2 separate regions of the Homo sapiens genome follow, and region 1 is linked to region 2. A link is a contact called in ENCODE Hi-C or POLR2A ChIA-PET data. All regions are on one chromosome and are shown on one strand. The core of a region is the stretch at or near the end of the contact, and the rest is flanking DNA. Distances in the headings are between cores, read along the strand shown. Region 1 overlaps ARHGAP17 (Rho GTPase activating protein 17). Region 2 overlaps DCTN5 (dynactin subunit 5).

The links. Hi-C counts contacts between places; a loop is a spot of excess contacts on that map. ChIA-PET counts read pairs that join two places held with the same protein, here RNA polymerase II (POLR2A). Pooled maps may share reads with other maps.
Region 1: a loop to region 2 is called in a pooled map, with 2.6 times the contacts of the local background. The contact joins two enhancer-like sites. A Hi-C loop is called at or near these places in 1 of 50 pooled maps. POLR2A ChIA-PET finds 5 or more read pairs at or near these places in 2 of 52 experiments (MCF 10A and PC-9).

What each region holds. Positions count from the first base shown.
Region 1 is chr16:24,920,166-24,923,528 of GRCh38, forward strand. ARHGAP17 (Rho GTPase activating protein 17) reads right to left here. Exons shown (of 20, transcript NM_001006634.3): 20 at 1-95. Among named protein-coding and RNA genes, the nearest start is that of SLC5A11, 76 kb to the left of the region's middle. Within about 2 kb of position 1,251, at least 2 of the 41 ENCODE cell types and tissues checked have a DNase peak (open chromatin) inside an H3K27ac peak, as active enhancers do.
Region 2 is chr16:23,669,174-23,672,653 of GRCh38, forward strand. It overlaps DCTN5 (dynactin subunit 5), which reads left to right. Exons shown (of 6, transcript NM_032486.4): 6 at 1-3,480. Among named protein-coding and RNA genes, the nearest start is that of PLK1, 8.0 kb to the right of the region's middle. RefSeq lists an enhancer at 1,241-1,470. Within about 2 kb of position 1,423, at least 3 of the 41 ENCODE cell types and tissues checked have a DNase peak (open chromatin) inside an H3K27ac peak, as active enhancers do.

The DNA.
Region 1 (3,363 bases), core at 1-2,500, 1.3 Mb after region 2:
CAGCAGGATGCGGCCAGGCACGTCTTTGCTGGCTGAGTCTGAGTGCATTTCAGGAAAGATGCTGCGATGCGGTTCTGAAACCCTGGAATTGGAGTCTGGACAAAAACACGAGGAGACATGGTATCAATGAGGGGTAACCCCCGAGAGGCCACCTGAGGGTGCTCTGAGAAGAAGAGAGGCTGGGAAGTTTCAGGGTCAGCCCATGCACACAGGGTCCCTTGCGAGAGGCCTCATCAGCTCTTAGAAGCCAAGTGAAGCCTTTGTGACCCCAGAGGGCAGCTGAGTAGCACAGCCTTGCCTCTGGGCTCCGACGTTGCTTGCTATGAGCCCGGAGCAGCCCTTGGAGATGCAGCTTTTAAAGGATTTGCTTGCTTTGATGGAGGAAAGGAAGCCTCATTCTTCCCAAGACCTCTAATGCATGAGATGAACCCTCCTGATGGCCCCTGGGCTGCCCTGGGAAGAGGTCTCTCCTCCAGACTGCTGGGTTTTCCTCCTGTTACTAACACTAGGACCTCACCCTCAGCACCAGCAACATTTGGGCCTGAATTATTTGTTGTGGTTGTCCTGTGCATTGTAGGTGTCACCCAACAGATGCCAGTGACATGCAGCCTCCTCCCCCAGTGTGACAACCGAAAGTGTCTCCTGTACATCACAGATCACTGGGGAAGTTTAAACTAAAATGTCTCCAGATGCTGCCGAGTGTCCCCTGGGGAATCACAATCACTGCTGACTGACATCACTGAGGCAGACCAAGTCTCCTGCAAACACTAACATCCCCTTGTCTGTCTAATACACCTCGAATGCCATTTTCATGTCTTATTATGTTGGCTGAAATTCCTTCAGCAAGATGGCAAACATATGGTCCTCATGCTGTTGTCCCCCTCTCCTATGCTCTTCCCAGAGGCCAGTGGGTCTCAGATTCATTTATGCATGAACAAATATTTACTGAGCACCTCCCAGGTGCCAGGCACCATTCTACCTGCTGAGGACGCAGCACTGAACAAGACAGGCACAGCCTCAATGAAGCCCACGGTCAAGTGGGCAGACCAAGGGGATCCTAATTAAGACAAAAGGGCTGGCTTCTCTCGTAGATGTGGGTTCTGGCAAATTATGAGAGCCTCATTAGGTATTTTAGGGCTGGTGTAAGAGAGAAGAGAGATGTTTTGTAGTTTTGCTTTGCTGCGTTAGAGGTAGCCATGGCAGGCAGCAGTGAGGGAGTGGGAGGAGGAGGTGGTTTGTGGGGGCGTTTCACAGTTAGGCTTGAGAGCTGCTTTCCCCTACTTGCTGTGGTGCAAAATGACATCCTGTCTGTCCTTGACGGGAGCTAGTTTTGACTATATTTCTGTTCGACCTGCTCCCGTCTACGCAGGCACAGCTTGAAAACGCTGGTGCACTTTGGGGAAGCTCACTGCTTGGAGACTTGTTCCAGCTCCTACCCCTTCCACCTTCCTGTCCCTACAGTTCTGAGCTGTGAGATCTATTTACTCCCTGGGACACCCTTTTTCTCACAGTTACTCCTGGGTTGTCCCTCAAGGTTTCCTATGCACCACAACTCAGAGAAATTTCTAGATTTATGGAGGTGCCAAAGTGTCAAAGAGTTCAGGTGCTGAATGTCATTTCAGACAATTCAGGTCTTGTGATAACTATAAAACCAATGACACTGTGCAGAACTGCACCAGCCTATGGTGCAGCCAAAGGTGGTCTGTATGCACAGAATAGGGGCTGTCTTGGATTTGTCCTAAGCAGAACAGAAGTCAACGAAGGCAGGGACTGTGTCTGTCTTGTTCACAGTGTATCCTCAGTACCTAAAACAGTGACCGGCAAATAGCAGATGTTCAAGAAATTTTGTAGCTGCACACTTGGATGGTTGGATGGATGCATGAAGAGTCATCTAGAGCAACCATCTTTCCAATCCTCCATTCTTACATCCTCAGGCAAAGAAGTAGCTGTGACTTGAAGACGACGTATAAGAAAATCACTGCAAATGCAATCCTTTCCCCATTATCTTGGCCCCCAAAAACAGAAGGGGCTACCAGCCCGTGTCTCTTCTCAGCCCAGAGTTTACCAGAAACTATGGAACCGACATGACTTGGCGGGGAATGCATGATGCAAAGGCACTGTGTATACGGATGAGATTTCTACTTGTTAATATCTGTATTCACATGCAAGCTAACGCCTATCAGCCACCAAGCCCCTCCACAGCTGCTCTCTTTTTCTTATACATCACATATACATAATTTTTAGATTTGTGCCTCTCTGAATTTTTCTATTTATGATCCACACACATTATTAATTCAAGGGGAAAAAATGTGTTTTGGGGCATAAAGGAAATCCCTTACTCTGCCGCCCACCTGCCCCATCTGGTTTCCCCAGCCCCTCTCTATTCCTACATGAATCAGTCCCTGAAAGAAACAATGACTTTGTTTACACACAAAAAGTAGAAAGAATTACGGCAACCTGTACAGAACCAGTTTTCAGAAAGAGACTTCATCACAGTAGCTAACATTAAAAAAAAAAATTTTTTTTTTGAGATGGGGTCTTGCTCTTTTGCCCAGGCTGGAGTGCAGTCGTGCAATCTCAGCTCACTGCAGCCTCCACCTCCTGGGCTCAACTGATCCTCCCACCTCAGCCTCCCGAGTAGCTAGGACTACAAGCATACGCCACCATGCCTGGCTAATTTTTTTTATTTTTGGTAGAGACAAGGTTTCACCATGTTGACTGGGCTGGTCTTGAACTCCTGGCCTCAAGCAATCCTCCCACCTCGGCTCCCCAAAGTGCTGGGATTACCAGCATGAGCCACCACACCCAGCCTCAGTAGCTGACATTACTATAGAGCACTTACTTACACCAGAGACTGTACTATACACCCACACTTTATTACATCGTCTCACTGAACCCCCACTAACTAATCCTAAGGCAGCAGAAATAAGAAAGGGAGACTCAGAGGCTCTATTCCTTGCCCAAGGTGACACAGCCAGTGTGGACCAAAGAGGATCAAAGCCAGATTGGTTGCACTCTGGCTCTTCGCATTACATTTTCCCTCCTCCCCAGAGGAGTCTGTAAATCCCTGGGTGAGGGCCTTCAAAGACATTATCCAAGATCATTGTTTCAGTCTTACAAACACTCTGGTTTGTTGTAAAAAGGAGAAAATGGTTATTTCAGAAAGACACCTGTAAGAACCTGGTTTGTCTGAAACACCTCTAAATCTTTCTGGCTATGAACTCGTATATTAACTGCACTCCAAGAAGGGCTGGTTTCTGAGCATATGCTTGGAGCTAAGTTCATACAAAAGATATTGTATTTAAAAAAACAAAATAGGCTGGGCGTGGTGGGATGATGGTGTGAGCCCAGAAGTTCGAGACC
Region 2 (3,480 bases), core at 173-2,672:
CCTCAAAATACTTCCAGAAGAACAACCAGATGGGAAGGACCTTGGTTGGGACTCTTTCCAGTTCACTTGGGGCAGAGGGAATTTAATGGCTCACGTAGCTGAAAAGGATGGGCTAGATTGGGCTTCAGGCTGCATCCCAGGACTCCAAACAGGGATCTGTCTCTTTGGCTCTCAGCTCTGCTTTCATTTGAGTTGGCTTTATTCTTGGGCTTCACAGTGTGGCCCCACAGCACCAGTTATTGATAAAAAGAGCTCCCCTTTGCTGACAGAACTGCTGGATTTGGTTCTCATTGGTCCAGACGAGGAAGGTATCCAGCCTCAAGTCATCATTGTGGCCAGGAAGATGGAATACACCAAATGGACAGGCCTGGCATGTACCCACAGAGACTGAGAGTTGGTGCTGGTGGTTGTGGTGGCAGATGATATTACCTGAAGAAGGGACGAATGGGTGCTGGGCAGGACAAAGCATCAGCTGTCCAGTTCAGGCCTCTCCTCTTTCCCTGGTGTCTTCATTTTCCTCCGTCTCCCTGCTGTCCCTTACCCTCTGCCCAATCTCTCATTACTCCTGGTCTTGGGAGTTGCCTTCTGAGGATACTCCACTGGGGGTACCTGAGCCTGGATTAGAGGGCAGGGGGAGGATATTGCCTAGCCAAAGTGGGTGTTCAATAAAGAACCATTTGGAGATGGTCTTCTGTCTGGAACTGCTTCCTTTTTGTTTTATTATTTTTCCCCAGATGAGCTGACTGGGCCATGGAACTGCATCCTTATGGTTCCCATAGCACCTTACCGAGGCGCCCTTATCAATAGAGTTTTAGTTATGTACCTGTGTTCTTGTCTGAACCCCTACTAACTGTGAGCTCCTGAGGAGTCAGGCCTGAGTCTGTGGGTCATCTAGCACATCCTTAATAGAATGATTGCCTGGATGTGACCACCCTCACCCCCAACCCTCACACACCCTGCCAGCATGCCTCAGACCTTACCCCAGCTCAAGATAAGTCTCAGATTGCAGGATACCTGCTGCAGGGAACAAAGGTGAATGATTGTCTTGTGAGCCTCCTGTTGACTGATTCTGTTTTACATGGCTGCACAGAGCCCTTGTGGTTATTTGGGGTTGGGGTGGTGGCTTCTGTATTAGTCACTTCTGCATGAACCATTTCACTCAGGATCTGAGGCCACAGTTCCTTTCTTAGTCACTGATACATCTGGCAGACTTGAAATTAATCAGACAAACATTGTTCATAGTTAACATATCCTTGGAAGTTTCTCAGCTATAAGGAAGAGGTCTTGGTGGCTAGGGAGGCCTTTCTCTGTATCCTGTTCTATCCAGTGAGAGCCTAGAGGGTGCTGCCCAGCCATATTCTGGCTAGCCTCAGCGGTTCTCCTGAAAAAAAATTGGCATCTGACAACCTGGATGGTGACTATAGGTAGTCAAATCCAGCTGGCTGGTCTCCTGGGGGTTAGCTTCCATGGAGCTGCAAGTCCCCTGAAATGATACTGGCAGTGTTGGGACAGCGTGTCCGAAGGCCTGGTTTTTTCAGAACTGGTCTCAGCAAAATGTCTCGCCAACTTCTACAGTTCCCATAAGTACATGATAACTGAAACACTTCTAGAGCCCCCCAGCAATGGGCTTGTGCTTTTAGTAGAATATGTGCTTGCTTCCATTTAGGGGTAAGAAGGTGGGCCCCTCACCATATGCTGCACAGAGAAGAGAGACACCATCACTCATTTATTCATTTAACAAGTGCTTTCCAAGCCACTACTAGGTGCCAAGCACTTCCTAGGTCCTGGGGATACAGTGGAGACTAAGATGGAGCCAGTTCTTTCTCATAGGGATCTCACAGCTTAGTGAGTGAGAAAGCCAAAGAGTCAAAATACAGAGAGGGTCTGAGGGGCCCATTTTGAGAGCCATCATAGTGGTGAGGAGTGTGAGTGCTAGAGTCAGGCTGATCAAATCCCAGCCTGCCATTGGCTAGCCTTGTGACTTTGAGCAAGTTATCTTACTTCGTGGAACCTCAGGTTTCTCATCCATAAAATGGGGAAGTTGGATAGGGTATTATGATGATTGAAATGCATTTATACATGTAAAGCATAAGTACTGGCTCAGGGTGAGCACTCAATAAACGGCAGTTTATTAGGCACTTTTATTAGGAAGTGATACACCTTGAGCAAAACCCCTTAGAGTATAAGGCATAGCATTCTTACATATTTTTAAAATTTAAAATAAAATTTAAAACATCTTGCCCTTTATAATCAGTCCGCCACAAACAAGAGATGGAGAAATCACCCTTCCTTGTTTTGTATCTATGGGGTGCAAACATTTAATCCTCCCAACTGTCAAAAAAGTGAGAGTTTCACAGCCTGTTTTACAGCAGAGGAAACTGATATTCAGAGAGGTTAAGTAAATTTGCCCAATGCCACACATCTAATAAATGGCTGAGCTGGAATCAAGGCCAGCTCTTACTTGGCTGCAAAATCCATGTTTTATGCAGCTCCTCCACTATCTTGGCCTCCAAGGCAGCTGGCTTTGAACACTACCCTTGCAGCCCAGTCAGCCAATCCCTTGCTCTCCTGAAGCTTTTGCTGGTGGGCCAGCCCCACCTGCTTTCCTTGTGCACTCTGACTTGGACCCTGAAGTGAGAAGAGTTGGCACAGGACATCTTACTTCCCTGAAAACAGTACCTGGACTTTTCTGTATCTTCACATCCATTGGGCATTGGGCAAATGGGTCATGCAGATGAAAACCATCCAAGATAAGAGACATGGGAGTGAAATTCACACCCACTCTGGCTTTCATACCATGGGTCTGAACATTAGCCCATGGTGTTTCTTGGCCATACTGACCTGTGCCATTTCAGCTGCATTCATCTCAGTTGGTGTTGTCTGCTGGCTGCTCTTTCTGATTTCCCACAGGAGCAGTAAGAACCTGAGGAAGAGTAGGGTCAGAGGAGTCTGGGAGAATGAGGAAATATGAGAGCCCCAGGAACTGAAAAGGCCTGTGAGAGACTCTGAGCTTCCTGGGAACAGGTATAGGTTCTTTTTATTTCAATAATAACAGAAACAACTGTCAAAACCATGTGCCTGTACTATTTGGAGTGCTGTCCTTGCAGAATCTCATTATAAGAACCTTAGGAAATAGGCACATCATCTCCTGGATAGAATCCTAGGAAATGGGCACTATAATGGGCACTTTATCCCATTTTATAAACATGGAAATTGAGGCACAGAGAGATTAAGTACTTTCCCAAGGTCATACAGCTAGTGATGGAGGAGCTAGCATTTGAACCCGGAGTTTTTAGTCTATTGAGTTTAACCGACAGATCATACTGTGTTTTGGTAGGGAGGGAGGGAGGAAGCAAGCAAGTGAACAAATGAGTCTGGGATTTAGGACTTGCCAGACAAACAAGGCCCAAGAGGCAAGTGTGCAGGTGGGTGTAGTTGGGAGTCAGCAGAGTTGGGTTGGAATTCAAGCTTTGCCACCTG